2 separate regions of the Homo sapiens genome follow, and region 2 is linked to region 1. Evidence: chromatin loops called from intact Hi-C (ENCODE). Cell type or tissue: ascending aorta. All regions are shown on one strand. Links, peaks and the distances in the headings refer to the core of each region. The heading gives the core; the rest is flanking DNA. Region 1 has its middle 180 kb from the start of MAFB. Region 2 has its middle 290 kb from the start of LINC01370.

The links. Hi-C counts contacts between places; a loop is a spot of excess contacts. Peaks named below come from ENCODE experiments on the same cell type or tissue, not always from the same donor. Only the 100,000 strongest peaks of a DNase experiment are listed, where the experiment ranks them.
Region 2: a loop joins it to region 1, with 4 times the contacts of the local background. A loop is called at or near these places in 3 of 110 quality-filtered maps.

Annotation. Positions count from the first base shown.
Region 1 is chr20:40,503,514-40,511,857 of GRCh38, reverse strand. No RefSeq gene overlaps it. Among named protein-coding and RNA genes, the nearest start is that of MAFB, 180 kb to the left of the region's middle. RefSeq lists enhancers at 4,672-5,183, 5,184-5,695. In ascending aorta, for the core only: no CTCF peak of the experiment used is centred there; DNase peaks (open chromatin) are centred at 5,087 and 6,072; H3K27ac peaks cover 1,774 bases.
Region 2 is chr20:40,289,363-40,297,706 of GRCh38, reverse strand. No RefSeq gene overlaps it. Among named protein-coding and RNA genes, the nearest start is that of LINC01370, 290 kb to the right of the region's middle. In ascending aorta, for the core only: no CTCF peak of the experiment used is centred there; DNase peaks (open chromatin) are centred at 3,336 and 3,826; H3K27ac peaks cover 2,965 bases.

The DNA of each region.
Region 1 (8,344 bases), core at 228-8,227:
TGACTTGTTGAGATGTAAGCAGCTTTCACCAAATAGCACTTTGATGAGCTGAGCCTAAGTGAATCAGAAACACGAGGCTGATATTTGTCTTCATCTGCACAGGGGTTTGGCAGTTTCCAAATTCCCTTGGCAAGCAGGATTCAGGCTCTGCCAAAACCTGGGGCTCTGGCATCATCGTGCAGGCCTGCAGGTCAGGCCAGGCCTCCAGCCCTCCTGCTGTTCCAATCAGAGTCCGGCCCCTTGTGGTTTCTCCTGCTGCTTCTTCCTGTCCTCAAGTCTCAGGGATAGAACAACAGGAGGTATCTCCATGACTCCAGCACATGTGGGGGCAAGATGGCACAGGCATGGTTTGCTGGAGCACTGTCAGGGCAGCAGTCCCTTAGGTGCCAAGAAACCCAGGCTTCGGAAATTGTGGCGGCAGGGCCCCTCCACAGGGCGTGCTGTCGGGAATAAGCTCTGGGTGAGGAGAAACTTGGCCTAACAGGACAGGGAGGCTCACACCCTGGGCCAAGAGGGAGGCGATCTCGCCTGATTCCTTTAAGATCCTGGGATGTCAATCTGAGAAAAAGCAGGTTTCAGGCTGAAAAAGTTTGGAACAGACCTGGTTAATTATGCATTTTTTATTGCAAAACTTCTCAGAATCTTTGATATTCTGATGTGTCAATCCAAGAAGGGAAGCAGGGGCGCGCAGATTCAAGCTTGTTTGACAGTGGAGCATTTGGCTCAGCATTTTTTGGGGCTGCTGTTCTACAGGAGGCACAAAAAGATGCTGCTTTCAGTGTGCTCTCCCTGCAGGCGCCAGAACGCAGACTCATGATGGCAGGGACTACCCCTGCTTTGTTGATATCTCTATAGTCTAGTACATGAGAAGTGGCCAGTGAAAGTTGGGTAAATAAATCAGTGAGTGAATGAATGTAGGACATTCACAGAATCCCTCGCTCTCTTCCTTTCCTCCTCCCTCCCTCCCTTCCTCTTTCCCTTCCTTCCTCCTTCTTTCCTCCCTGCTTCTCCTCTCTTCCTCCCTTCCTTCCCTTTCTCTTCCTTTCTTCTTTCCTCCCTTCCTTTCTCCTCCCTCCCTCCTTCTCTCCCTCCCTCCCTTTCTCCCTCCTTCTCTTTTCCCTTCCTCCTTTCTTTTTTTCTTTCCTCCAAGTATTTCTTACGGTAGTCACTGTGCTAGATCCTAGGGACACAATATAGAAACAGAACAAGACGGGGAATGGTGGCTCACACCTGCAATTCTAGCACTTCGGGAGGCTGAGGTGAGAGGATTGCTTGAGGCCAGGAGTTTGAGACAAGCCTGGGCAATATGGAGAAAACCCACCTCTACAAAAAAATACAAAAAATTAGATGGATGTGGTAGTGGGTTCTTGTGGTCCCAGCTACATGGGAGGCTGAGGTGGGAAGATCGCCTGAGCTTGGGAGGCCAAGGCTGCAGTGAGCAGTGATCATGCCACTACATTCCTGCTGGGTGACAGAGTGAGACCCTGTCAAAATAAAATAAAATAAGAACAGTTCTGTTGTATGGTAATTCATTAATTACAATTTTTGACTTCAGGAGACTAACTGCTTTTGCTCCCTTAACTGGAGAAGGGTGAAAGGCTGAGAGCTGTCCAGACGACCCTGCCGAGGGCTAGAGAGCAGACACCTCCTGACCCATAGCAGGTTGGCTGCTTGTTTGTCAAGATCAGACTGCAGGCTACTTCTTGCTCCCCTGGAATATCCCTTAGCACCTCTTTGTCGAGAAGGCCTCCTATTACCCAGACCTGGCAAAGCAGGCCACCAGCCCTCTAGCTCCCTTTCCTTGCTGCTGCTAAGGCCAAGACACTGGCCTGGCAGCTTTGGGAGGGCAGGGGCCATGTCTGCCTTGCCCACCAGGGAATCTCTAGTACCTGTCGGGGACCTGGCATTAGTGAATACTTGACAAATGATGAAGTCCAGAAACAATGCTGATTTAAGGCATAGGTCCACATCCATGGGTAAGAAAGAAACAAAAGGAGCAGTGTATGAAGTTCTGGGGTGTTCCTGACTTCTTGATCATGGTCCCAGCTCTGAAACTACATATGTGCCCCTTGCAAAGGCTGCAGAATGTTCCCCCAGCCTCCCTTACTGATTCCTGAAGCTGGAGCTCAGGAAATACCCCTCCATCTCCTCTTATGACCAACTTTTCTTCCAGGGATCTGGAAATACCATTTCTCATCCCATGTTGGCCCTTAGCATCTGCATCTGGTGGCTACTGGTTGGTTCCATCAGATGCTAGAGCTGAACTCACCTCCTAGATTCAAGGCAAAGATCTGAATACATGGGGAGTGTTAACATTGTATTATCATAAGCATGGAAACCTGCTTCAGATCACAGTATGGTGATGATGAGAAGGGGGTGTCTCTGGGGCTTCCTCCAGCATTGAACACCCACAATAGGTAGCTGACTGGGCTAGGGCCTGTGCTCATGCCTTACACAATCCTGCAAGACAGGGGCTGCTGCTCCATTTTACAGATGAGGAAACAGTCTCAGTGGACAAAAGTGACATGTCAGAATCCAAGTGGCTGAATGGGCTTTGAAATCAGGCATGGCTGATTCTGAAGCCCCAGTGACTTTCAGACAGCCGCCTTGTCTCCTGAAGGTATGAACTTTTCAAGGCTGTCTCCTCAGCTCTGATGACAAAGGGAAAGCCTCAGGGAGAGATGTGAGGAGTGAGACCACAAGGTCACAGGGTAAGGGAAGAGGAGTAAAGCTACTCCTTCATTTATTCATCCATTAAGATAATACTGAGATCTACTCTGGGCTAAAGGCTGGGGACCCAGTAGAAAGAAATATAGCCTGTAGACTCAGAAGGTGAGTCACATATTTTTTAAGTATGATAAGTCTTCATTTAACATTGTTGATAAGTTCTCAGAAACTGTGACTTTAAGTCAAAGAATGTGCTATATAACAAAATCATTTTCCCATAAGCTAATTGATATAAACAAGAAGTAAGTTCCTATGGCATGCAGTAGGTCATTTTGCTTAATGTCACAGTTTCTGAGGGCCTATTGATGATGTTAAGTGAGAATTTGCTGTATTCCACACATAAATGTAAATGGAACCTGTGAACAGTGCTCTGAAGGAGAAGTGTGAGATGATAAGAGACATAATGAGAGGGCTCTGGTTTGTTCAAGGAGGATAAGGTGGCTTCCCTGCAGAGGGAATGTTTCATCTGGGATCTCAAAAATGAGTAGGGGCTGGGGACAGTGGCTTGCACCTCTAATCCCAGCTACTTGGGAGGCTGAGGCAGGAAGATCGCTTAAGGCCAGAAGTTTGAGACCAGCCTGGGAAACATAGCAAGAACACTCCCTCTTAAAAGAATGAGTAGGAGTTAGCAAGATGTGAGAGTGTGGAGAGGCAGGAGCAAGAAATAGTCCAGAGAGCACCAAAAGCATATGCAAAGGCCCTGGGCCGAAGAGATCCTGGGTCTGTCCGGAGAACAGTGAAAAAAGTCTGGGTGGTGTCTTGAAGTTGGAGCACAATTAGCTACTGAAATATTTTAAGCACAGGAGGGGACATAATCATGTTTGAATTTGGAAACTATCCTTCTGGCTCCTACACAAGGGGGTATGCTTCATTGTAACTGCTGAGAGTAAGCCTGGCAAGAAGGGACTGGGAGCTGAATCTCGGCAAGTCAATTCCTTTTGAGAGGCCTCAATTTCTCCATCTCTATAGTGAGTTTGTAGTCAATGGTGGATACTTTCCATCTAGTTTAAATGCTCTGTGGCACTTCCTTACTCTCTATGCTGTCCCTCAACAGGACTTTCAGTCCTGGGGAGAAGAAATTCTTTGTATTTCTCAGTCTTCCTCTTGACCATTTTACCATGAACTCTTGGAAAGTGAATTCCCATGTGCACACGGATGCATATTTGTAGATACTTAGGAAGAGAATAGGAACTGTTTTCTTGGGAGGGCCATGCAATGGTATCTATTGAACCCAAACATGTGCAGCTATGATTTAGAGATTCTACTCCTTGGTGTCAACCTTCAAAAAATACCTGCATGTGGGCAAAGAAGGATTATAGGAAAATATTCATCGTAGTATTGCTTGTGAATAGAGAAAAAAATGGAGACAACTTTAAAGTCACTACCTGACAACAATTAAAAGGTATGGCACATTTATAGTATTAGATACTAAGCAGCCATTAAAAGAAATTGTGGCTCCTCTGTGTAACAATGTGGAAAATCTCTGAGACATTCTGATGTGTGAAAAAACAAGTTACGGAAACATACATACAAGTTATGCAAACATACATACATACAGTTGGGAAAATAAGTATAGAAATGTCCCCCACACCTAGCCTTTCTTATGAGAGTATGAGACTGAGGCTCAGAGACTGAAATGATTATTTAATCACATAGCTAGCAAAAAGAAGCAGGATTCAAAACCAGGTCTATTTGAGTCCAAAACTTACCTTCTGTAGTTACTCGTAAGTCCTGTCAACCTGCGGGCACACACTCTCAGCGAGACCCGGCTCTCAGCACTCCTGTTTCTCTATATGTAATCTGTACATATATGTAATCTATACACACCACACAAAGAATAGAGATTGAAGGAGAAACACTTAACTGATAATAGTGGTTGTCTCTGGATGGGATTGGAGATGACAGCGTCAAGGAGGACTCCTGCCTTCTTAGTAATATTCTAATATTTCTAAAAGGAGGAATGTTAGTTTCTTGTGTAAACTAACATTAATTAAAAAATAAGACAGAGCCCTTGAAGACACTCAGGAAAATATTAACCATATTTACAACTGCAGAGGCCATGTGGTAGGGCCTGAGGGGTGGTTTCCCATTTCTATATTTCTATATTTGATAGTCTTTACACTTTTTTCATAATGAGAATATATTTATATAGTCATGGTGCAATAAAAAAGGGAAAAAAGGAAGTAGTCCTTCCAATTTAGTTCTTCTCCAAATGAGCTCAGCAACGAGAACACTTGGGGGAGCTGAGGCCCAGGGAGCCCATGTGATTGCAAGCAAGCATGCAGTGAGTCAGTGGGCGAGGGAAGAAAAGGCCATCCACAGCGCCCGGCTGCATCACGTGACCCCAGAATGCAGCAAACTGGCTTGTTTTGCAATCCAGGCAGGTCCTTTAACCACAGGCCTGCTGGCTGGCCCCATGCGGCTGGGGGAGAAGGTGCCAACCCTCTTCCCTCGAATGAGTCATGCCTCTTCCCGCAATAGCTGGGGGGGGATGTGGAGAAGTTGGTCTCCGGGGCAGAGGCACAGCTACTGCTCATAGGCCCTGCCAGGCTGGGCACCCTGAAGGTTGAAGGGCCCCAGGGGCCTTTGGGGATGTCCCTAGATGGGGGCTGTAGATGAACATAATCATGGACATCTCTTGTAGGCCATTGCAGTCAGTGCCCACATGTGTTGATTATAAGGAGGTGGGGTTTTGGGGACCTTCTATTGCACACTGATGTATATTATGTCCAGGATACTGGGCCCATGTGTCCTATTACCTGTGAGACAGGGCTGACTGTCCCCATTTCACAGATGATAAAACTGAGCCTCAATGGAGGTAAGTAACTTGTCCACATTCTGAGGTCCAAGCTAGTAAGTGGTATAAATGGGGTGCAAAACCAAGTGTAGCTAAATCCAAGACCAGGTGATTTTCACTGCACTCTGGTTGCTTCCTTTGGGCAGAAAATATGTGCTCCCAGCTGTGTGTCCTTGGAGGCCACTTCTCATGGGACACGCTCTCAGGTTTGCTTATAGAAGCAGAAGATGAGGCACAAGAAAAGTGGGAGGTCCTTAGGGATGGCAGCACAGTGATTCTCTGCCAGGTACCAGCCTGAGCACATCACTGCCATATGCTCTTCAGTCTCCACAACAACTGGTGAAACAATCGTGCCTGTTTTGCAGATGGGCAAACTGAGGCTCAGAGACTGAAATGATTATCTAATCACATAGCTAGCAAGAAGAAGCAGGATTCAAAACCAGGTCTATTCGAGTCCAAAACTTACCTTCTGTAGTTACTCGTAAGTCCTGCCAACCTGCGGGCACACATTCTTGGCGAGACCCGGCTCTCAGCCCTCCTTTCTCTCTTCAGCCCAACTCTTGTCCATGAGGCAAATTCTCATTCATGCTTCAGTACTCCATGGGACATGGCCTTCTCCATGAAGCCTTCCTCAGCTCCTCAGTGAGGGATTCTCACCTCTGTCCTCATGGCTTCCTGACCTCAAAGACCTGTAATGACATAGGTCACATGGCTTTGTGGCTCTCCCTACTTATCTATTCAGGAGACTGGTGATCACATGTAGGGTAGAGACAGTATCATGTTTTTCAATTTTTTAACCCCTTTGATTTTTTTTTTTATTTATTCAGAAGCTAATGCAGTGGTTACATCATAGCTTTATGGATCCACAGATCTGGGTTTGAATCTTCACTAGGCTGGGTGATGTTGGGGCAATTACTTTACTTATTTCAGCTCCATCTGTAAAATGGAAATTCTAATGTCTACATCTCAGTGACCTTGTAAAGATTAAGTGAAATATATATGTAAAGTGCTTAGCACAGTGCCTGAGGCACAGAGTGCATAAATATTATGACCCACTGGCTTAGTCCTGTGGTATATCAAGACTTGACTGGGGAAAGTGTGGCTGTCCTTGTTAATGAGGCTGCCCCTACTCCATTGCAAGGACTTGATTTGAAGCTTTGAGTACTGCCCACAGTTTATAACTTTACCCCCTGAATATATCATTCTTTATTCTTCAGAGGTGGCCATGGATGGTGACTTACACCCTAAATTTACAGATGCAGATAGGAATGGGATGGGCTGAGCAAATCTCTAAACAAAAATTCACATATGAAATTATGTAAAAATTAAACAAACATTTTCAAAAATGTTAATTCTTAGTTCTAACCAAGGAGATTAAAATGATTTACGTTAATCATTTAAGAAAAAAATGTTATTAATGACCAATGCTGGTGAGGTTGGAATGAAAATCATGCATGCACTGCTTGTGACCATCCAAATTCTTACAAGCTTTTGGGACAATATGAGAACATATTGTCACACCCTGATATTCAAGGTGTGAAAATGATCTTGAGGAAAGGACTAGCTATAAGCAAAAGATGTGTGTTACATCAATATCTAGAACAGCAAAACCCTAGATAATTCTCAAAGGCCCATTTACAAGGGTGTGGTAAATGAAATCATGGTGCACCAATGTAATCATCAGCAGTGTTGATGACAAAGATCTCATGGAAACATACAAGATGTTTATTATACATTACCTAGAAAGCAGAATATTAACTGGAATTTATGAATGTAACTATGTTAAATTTATGCAAGAACAAATATGGGCAAGAAGAGAAAGGTCAGAGGCGAAATGAAAGGGTTGAGATGGGTGGCAGGCTGTGGATCGCCTCCAGTGCTATTTGGACTGAGTCACCCTGTAAGTGACCTGAAGAGGTCCCCTGACTTTGGGATTTCATGGCCAGCATCCTTTTCACCAGGCAGTCCAGACTCTCTGCATCTCCTGCATTCAGGCCTCACCACTGATTCCTCAAATACATTTTCCAAAGATAGAAATGCATATAATTGCCTTTTGTCTGGCTTCAGAAAGCCAAATGGCCTTTACTAGGGATTTTTGGGAGGCCAAAGCACTCTGATCTTGACTGGAAGGTTCCCCATGAGTGCTCTTCAGCATTGATCAGCAGGAGCTGATCTCGCTCAATGGCTCCTAAGAGCTCTTTTCATAGAAACAAAGAGCTTTCATGATGGGGAAGCCATCTTAGGCCTAATGAGGCTGGTGGGAACCTCGTTAGTTAAGTTAGGAAATTTGGCTGCCCAAGAAATATATGTGGGAATCATGCACTTTGGCCTACAGGGTCATTTTCAACTTTAGACAAGGCAATATCATGGATGGAACCATTCATGTCTGAAAGGAACTGCAGAGGGGCCTCTGCAGGTAGAAAATTCCCAGCTCTCCAGCCACCCCACAGTCTCCCCAGAATCTTCTTTAGCTCCATCCACAGATGCAGGCTCCTGTCCTATGCTTCCATCACAGATAGCCCCGCCTTTGCCCAGCTGCTGAGAACAGGCGTGCACTGCCAGTCAACACCCAACCCTGCCACCAAATCGCACTATTACAACCTGAGTAACCTGAGTAGGCAAAGAGAAGTGCTTTGGCTCAGTAATGATTTTACCTTTACTATTGTTCATTTGTTCATTCACTCATCTGTTCTTCAGTTATGAAGCACCACCTGCTCTATGTCAGACACAGACACTGTTCTAGATCATGGGGATATGCCAGGACCATGGTGGCCCCAAGTGAATAATAAAAAGCCAAGAAAATAACATATTTACATGAGT
Region 2 (8,344 bases), core at 69-8,068, 210 kb after region 1:
TTAATTTTTTGTAGACTGTATGACTTTTATTTGACTTCAGTAACAGTATTAAATAGAAGTGGTGAGAACTGACATCTTTCCTTATTCCAGAACTTAGAGAATAAGAATTCAGTCTTTCATTATTAATTATGATATTATCTGCAGCTATTTCATAGGTAATCTGTATAATATTGTGGCAATTTTCTTCTATTTCTAGTTTTATAAGATTTTTTAATCATAAAAAAGAGTTAAATTTTGTCACACATATGAATATGTGTTTATACTGAAACGTGACTAGATTTTTTATTCTTTATTCTGATCATACAGTAAATTTTCAAATGTTAAGCCAGTCATGAAAGTCTGAAATCTATTTTTTATAATATACTACCTTTTTATATCTAGATGATTATAATTTACTAAAGATTAAGGATTTTTCTGTGTTTTTTTCATAAAAAATATCAGTCTAAAGTATGCTTTTCTTGTAATATTTTGTCTGGTTTTGGGTAAGGGTAAAAGAGTCCTCATGAAATGATTAGAGAAATCTTCCTCCATACTCTCTTTTTGAAAGAGTTTGCGTAGAATTGTTATTTATTTTATAAATATGTATTGGAATTCACCAATGAAGTCCTCTTGGCTTGGAGTTTTCTTTGTGTGGATGTTTCTAATTAAGGATTTATTTTAAAAATTGATATGGGACTATCCAAGTTTTCTATTTCTTCTTGAGTCAATATTGATAATCTGTATCTTTCAAAGAATTTATTCATTTGAGCTAAGTTGTCAAATTTGTTAGCATAATTTTGTTTATTATTGACCCTTATTTATTACTCTTTAAAATTTCTGTGGATTTGTAGTGATGTCCCCATTTACCTTAAATTATTGGAATTGTTTCTTCTTTTTAAAAAATGCTATTAGTCTATTTAAGAGTTTATAAATTTTATTTGTATTTCTACAGAGACAGCTTCAGTTTCATTGATTTTTCTGTTTTGTTTGTCTAATTTTTATTTCATTGGCTTCCTCTCATTACTTTCTTACTTCTATTCCCTTCAGGTTTAGCTTGCTCTTTTTTATAGATTATTTAAATGAAAGCTCAGGTCACTCATTTTATACGATTTTTGTTTCCTAACATAAGCACTTTATAATATAGTATACATTTCCAGCTACATGCTGATTTAGCTCCTTTCCACAATTGCTTTAATATTTTCTGATATCATTATATTTCAGTTCAAAATATTTTCTAATTTTTCTTGTGATTTATTCTTTAATTCACAGTCTATATAGATGTGTGTTGTTCAGTTTGCAAATTTAGGAGATGTTTTCACATAGAATATTTGTATTCTTGGTTATAATTTAATTTAATTTTTTCAGAGAAGATACTCTGAATAATTTCAGATTTTTTGGATTTATTGATACTTCTTTTATAGCTTATAATATAATATAACACCATATAGTCTTCCCTGTGCACCTGAAAAGAATGCATATTATCATGTTGAGTGGACTATTCTAAACATTTCACTTAGGTCAAGTTGGTTTTTAACGTTATCAAAGTCATCTATACCTTTACTACTTGTTCTAATAATTACCTGCTGACTTGTTCTAATAATTACTGAGTGAGCAATGTTGAAGTCTTTTAACTATAATTATGAATTTGTCTCACTGTCTTTTCAGTTCTATCAACTTTGGTTTCAGGCATTGTTGAAGCTCTGTTATTAGGTTTGTATACAGATTGAAAATGTTATATCTTCTGGATGTACTTTCTAATTTTTCATTATAAAATTCTTCATATTATTTCATAATATTGCTTATCCTGATGTCTACATTGTATGATATTAATATAGACATTCTAGTCTGTGTCTAGTGTTTGTTTGCATGGTATTTAATTTTGTATCCTTTAACTTGTAACCACACTATGACTTTAAAGAGGGCTTTCTACAGTTGGCCTATATTTGGGTATTGCCTTTTTATCCTCTCTGACAGTCTGTCTTTTAATTGGAGTGTCAAGATTAGTAATATTTAATGTAGTTATTGGTATAGTAAGTTTAAATCTACAATCTTGCTATTCATTTTTTTAATTGTCTTCTTTTCTGCATCCGTTTTTGTCAATTATTGTTTTAGTGTTCTATTATTTCCACTACTGGCTTATTAGCTAGCCCTTGCTTTAGTTTTTAGTATTGCCCTAGGGAATATAACACACACCTTTAACTAACTTCAGCCTACCTTTAAATGATATCATCTCACTTCATGAATAATGTAAGACTCTTATATTATATACATTATATGCTTTCATTTATCCCCTTCCATCTTTTGTTACCATTCAATTTGATTCATGCCTATGTTATAAATAGCATTATTCTTGCTTCAAACATTTGTCTTTTGAAGAAATAAAAATGAGAAAAATAGTGTTTTATATATACTCACTTATATATACCATTTCTAATGTTTCTCATGCCTATGATGTAGAGCTAAGTTCTCAGCTGGCATAATTTTCCTTCTGCTGGAAGAACAGCCTTTAATATGTCTTATAGTGCAAATCTGCTGGTGATGAATTATTTCAGCATTATTTATCGGAAACATAATTTCACCCTGATTTTTGAATTTTACACTTTTCCCTGTGGAAGGGAACTTGAAGAATTTTATCAGGGGAGTTTATAAATGCCATGCTTACATTTGCATTCCAGGAATATCCTTTGGACAGTCTCATATCCTTTGGACAGTCCCGATTGTTTGGCTTGGGAAAAGTCTGAAAGCAACAGGAACAGCCAGGAGGCTGTTAAAATAATCCAGGGGAGATATAATGAGGTTTCAAATGAGTCAATGGTGGTAGGGGTGGTGATAAGAAGCCTGGTTTGGAAGATAATTGTGTCATCTGAACTTGGGTATCAAATATAAATGGAGTTGATGACTCCCTGCACTTTGGTTATGGCTCTTAAGTAAGGAGAGGCCCTGTTTACTAAGGTGAGAATTTGTAGTAGGAGGAATTGGTTTGTGAGATCAGTGGTGCTCATCTTCATGATGGTGCAGTTCCTAGGACTGGGGGACTGTCCCAGATGCCATGCCCAGCATGCAAGTTCTCCACTGAGATGAACCTCTTATCTGTTTGGGGTCCAGGTACACTTCCAACTCTTGGTACACTGCACACCAGAGAAATAGAGACTGATTTTTGTCTAAATCACTGAGCATGGACTCTGGCTTTAGACTCTAGGTACGTGATATTGAGGGTCTCCCACTTCCAGGACTCTGGCTTAGATTCTCTGTTCCTTCTGGCCTGCACTGGGCAGTTATGGATAATGTCCTTAGGCTAAAATAACTCCAGGTCAGCACCTCTGCACACAGTGCTTGGCCTGTGGCCTCTCTCGTTGCATCAGCCTCACCAGGCTCTCGTTCTCTCTGTTTCTGCTATCCCACTGGTTCCAGCAAGTCATACAGCTGAGTTCACCCCAAGTTATGACATTATTTAGACTTTTCCTTTCAACTCGGAATATGAAACAAGGATAAATCATTCAACCTCCGTCGCCCATTTAACCCCTGTGTAAACTGTCTGAGGAATATAATGATAATTACCTTTTTCAGGGACAGAGTTGAGGGGAGAGTCAATTAAGGCTTGCACTGTGCTTTGAGATCTTTCAATGAAAGGCTCAGGGTTATTACTGTTAACAAGATACCAGAGGGATATTTGCCAGCAGTGACTCCCTTTGAGCCAGCATGTCTGTCATTAGTAATTTGGGGGCTTGGCACAGAGTCATGGGAATGTTTTAATGGCTTCTGTTCAACCCCAGAAATAGATTGTGAAGTTGCAAAAAGAAATGCTTGTTTTCTCTGCTCTCCTCTATTTCTGTACACGTGGTGACTCTCAGGGGAGATCTCAGGTTCTTTTGCCAAGGGCCAAAGAAGTGAGAAACAAGGTCTTATGCTGCCTCAATAAATTCTGACAGAATACAGTGGTCAGGCCTGTTCCAGAGACTGATTTAGAGAGGGGCTATACCACCAGATAGTAACTCTGGCCTAAACTGCATTTCTGGAACTGCCTGGGGAGCTTGCTAATCCACTGAAGTTTGGGAGTGATAGGTAATATTATCAAGTTGTGAGTGATAGGTATATTAATATTATTTCCTAAATAAATATTTAGAAAATGTTAGTTAATTTAAACAGGTGATTTTATTCCTAAACCAACTCTCAGATGCTTTTCAGAGTTGTCTCTGTGAGTCAGGAAAACAATGTTTTCTGCCTAGGATGCGTGGACTTGTTTCTAGGACCTGGGGAAAGAATATATGTGTCCAACCAACTTGTGTTTGGCCCTTCATTGGCAGAGTCCATGCTTTAGCTTAATTTTCAACCAAGTAATAAACGGTTATTTTAAAAGCTCCCATCACTCCCTCTTCCTCAGTTTTTTTCCTTTGTTTTTTACTCCATTCTTTGCTTTATATTTAATCAATTCTTTTCTCTACCTATCAAAGCAAGATGACAGACTGCAAAAAGCAGCAGATATCTGGAAATGAGAAGTAGCTTTGACTCTTACTGATGGTGACCTTGGGCACGTCAGTTAACCCCTACAACATTTACTTTACCCTCTGAAAAATGTGGTGATAACCCAAGGTCCCGGCAGGATGGCTGGGAGTCAATATGGACACAGTTGTTTCAGATGTTGCAGATGCAGAGTCACATAAACGTGTGAAGCTACTGAATGTAAACAGTAGGGTATAGTGAAGACTCCGGCCAACTGGAGCATTCTTGCCCCATCCACAGGGAGCCGCTGTTATTCTGTTATAGCAAATGTTTACCAGACTTTCTTTCTTTTCTTCTTTTTTTTAAATTATACTTTAAGCTCTGGGGTACATGTGCAAAACGTGCAGGTTTGTTACAAAGGTATACACGTGCCATGGTGGTTTGCTGCACCCACCAACCCGACATCTACTTTAGGTATTTCTCCTAATGCTATCCCTCCCCTAGCCCCCTACCCCTTGACAGGCCCCAGTGTGTGATGTTCCCCTCCCTGCATCCATGTGTTCTTCTTGGTCAACTCCCACTTTAGAGTGAGAACAGGTTGTGTTTGGTTTTCTGTTCTTGTGTTAGTTTGCTGAGAATGATGGCTTTCAGAGTCATCCGTGTCCCTGTAAGGGACATGAACTCATCCTTCTTATGGCTGCATAGTATTCCATGGTGTATATGTGCCACATTTTCTTTATCCAGTCTATCATTGCTGGGCATTTGGGTTGGTTCCAAGTCTTTGCTATTGTTAACGGTGCCGCAATAAACCTACGTTTTTGCCCCATTCACAGGGAACAGCTATTACTCTATTATAGCAAATGTTTACCAGACTTTCTTTCTTTTTTCTTCTTCTTATTATACTTTAAGTTCTGGGGTACATGTGCAGAATGTGCAGGTTTGTTACATAGATGTACACGTGCTATGGTGGTTTGCTGCACGCATCAACCTGTCATCTACTTTCTTTCTTTTTTCAAAGCACATAGGGCACTTAGAAATGTACATAATGTGTCCTGATTTTTTTAAGTGTTGGAACCAATTCATTTTCTTTTGCAAAAAGATGTGGAACAATTACAACATGGTTGTAGGCTGAGTTTGACTAACAAACAACCAATGCGTTATTTGCAATTTATTTTATCCTTTATCAATTTCTGCCTTCTTCCTCTTCTTCTTTATCCTCTAATACTTTTTCTTTTTCTATCTATTTTTCCCCCTGACAACAGTGTTTTCTTTATATTATCCTAAAGTAATACTGGATTTTTTGCTTGGGATGTATTTACATAAACCACAATTTCCTCATTCTTCCAACAGGCCCACTCAAATTCCCATCTCTTTTCTTATAAATGACAATACAAAGACACCACCAAGCCCACTGAGTTTTGAAATAGTTAAGTCTATACTTCCATCCCCAAGGGAAAACTGGAAATAATATATCTTCCTAGTTTTACTTAAAAAAAAAAAAACAGAATAAAAAAATTAAAAAAGACCCAACTTGGCTGTTGACAAGATCACCAGGAATGCTAACTCATCAGTCACTTGGGGCTATCTGCGGTTGAGTTCACCAACCCTTGGCCACATAAATGGTGTTAATCCTGAGCCCAGTGAGAAACTGGCCTGAAGGAGCCATGACCATGTGGCTCCATTGCCTTTCCAGAAAAATATGCTAAAGAAGCCCCAGCCACTGATTGTGCAGTAGTAAATTGTATGTAAAAGGTATGCTCATCACCAAAAATGAGCATGATTCTTCCCAATTGCAGTGACTTGCCTTCTTTTAACTCTTTTCATGAGAGAAATGTGACTACTTTATTTAAAACAAGAAGAGACCCCTTTGGAAACAGTGTAATGATACTTTGTATGCATGCCCACATTTTCTGTTCCCTCTCCACTGACAGAAATAACTAATCATCAAGGGCACTCTTCCCATTGAGTCTAGATATAGCCACAAAATCCTTCATATACATAGCAGCCACGATCAGTCATTTGGGGTAGGCATGTGGGTTAAAACCCAGTATGCCAAAAAGTGAAAACAACTCAAATATCCATTAAATAGTAAATGGGTAAACAAAATGGGATATATCCATGTTATAGAAAACAATTTGCCAATAAAAAGAAGTGGAGTATGGATACACATAACAACATGGATGAACCTTAAAACATTATGCTACGTGAAAAAGAAACAAACACATAATACCATATATTGTATGAGTCTACATATGGAAATATCCAGAAAATGCAAATCTATAGAGACAAAAAGTAGATTGCAGCTTTCTGGGGGTAGGGGTGGGATCAGGGGCTGTTTACAAGTGGGCTCAAGGTGTGTTTTCTAGGGTGATGGAAAGGTTCTAAAATTAGATGGTGGCAATGATTGTACAATTTTATAAATTTACAAAGAGTCATTTAACTGTACACTTAAAACAAGTGAATTCAATATTATGTAAATTATACATTGAAGTCAATAAATCTGTTAACAAAACACATGGAGTAGGCTTCCCTGTTTGTCAAGACATTTGACTACCTGGAGTCAGGGAGCCATGGAGCATAAGTTACTCCAGGATCTTCCACTGACTTACTATGTAATATTAAGAAAGAACTTCGTTTCTCTGTCTGCATTTTCTTCATTTGTAAGTTGATGTGTTTGAGCTGATGCTCTTTCAGGAACTTTTAAACTCCTACAGTACCTAAGAAGAAGCAAAGCAGGAATAGTTACTGCAATATTTCACCACAAAATAAAAGCAACCCAAATATCCATCCTACCAGGCTGTCAACTTTTGGGGAGGAGCAGAGATTGGGGATTCATCCCTTGCCAATGTCTGCCTCACAGCTCTCCACAGAGAGTTAAACAGTACCATCTATTGGTATAAGGAGATTAGGAAAATGAATATTTATGAGACTTCATATACAATATCAAAAGTATTTTCTAAGAAGTGAATATCAGCATGATGTATGACAGTGTGACATTCTTGCTCTGTCCAATGTGTCTTTTACTCTTCCCAGAGAGTATGAAACATTGGGAAGAAAACATCACCCTCTATAATCTAGTCCAGTTGTATAAGTAGTTACAGTGAAAAAAAGAGTTGTGTGTTTGTGTATGTGTGTTCCCTTGCTTTGGGTATGTTGTATTGGGTGAAGATGGGCTTTGGAGTCAAACAAACCTAAATTTTCTTCCAGGCTCTGCTATTAAATCCCTGTGGGATCATCACTTAACCTCTCTAAGCCACCTGTGACATGGGGGTAATCTAATTTACCTCCTAAGGTATTTCGAAGTCCTAGGAGACCTTCTTTGTTAGACAGCTAGAGTGGTTCCAGAAACAAAGTAAGTGTTTCCTAAATGTTTGTTTCTGACCTTTCTGCTCTTTCTCTGCCCCTCCACCACGTTCAAGGTCTGTTTGGAAATGGCTGGGTCTAGATAGTAGGGACTCAAAACAAAAGTTGCCCACTTCTCTCGATAATTAGATACACAAATGCAGTCAACCAAGGGCGTGTTCCTTTGGAAGGGGACCTGGCTATGTTGAATGACTGTTCACTGGCTCTGGAAATGATCCTGTCTTACCACTCTGCCCTTCTTCACTTTTCTCTTGGGCCTTAAGGTTTTCTAATTTAGAGTTATGACTCTTTGGTAAGACACTAGGTCCATGATAATGAATATTCCTTGGCACTGAGGTCATGGCAGAGCCTCCGATGAGAATTATTTCTAAGCTAGATATCCCAGGAGCCCACCCATCCCTTTTCAAATTTTGTCAAAGCATCCAAGTTTCTGTTTCTGTTTTGGAGCAAACCCATGGCTGTGCTGTCTGTCATGTGTCCTTTTAAGACATAGCCAGGAAACTCCACAAAGCTGGGTGCCATCAGATTTTGCAGGGCCACACACACTGATGGGCAAAACCAA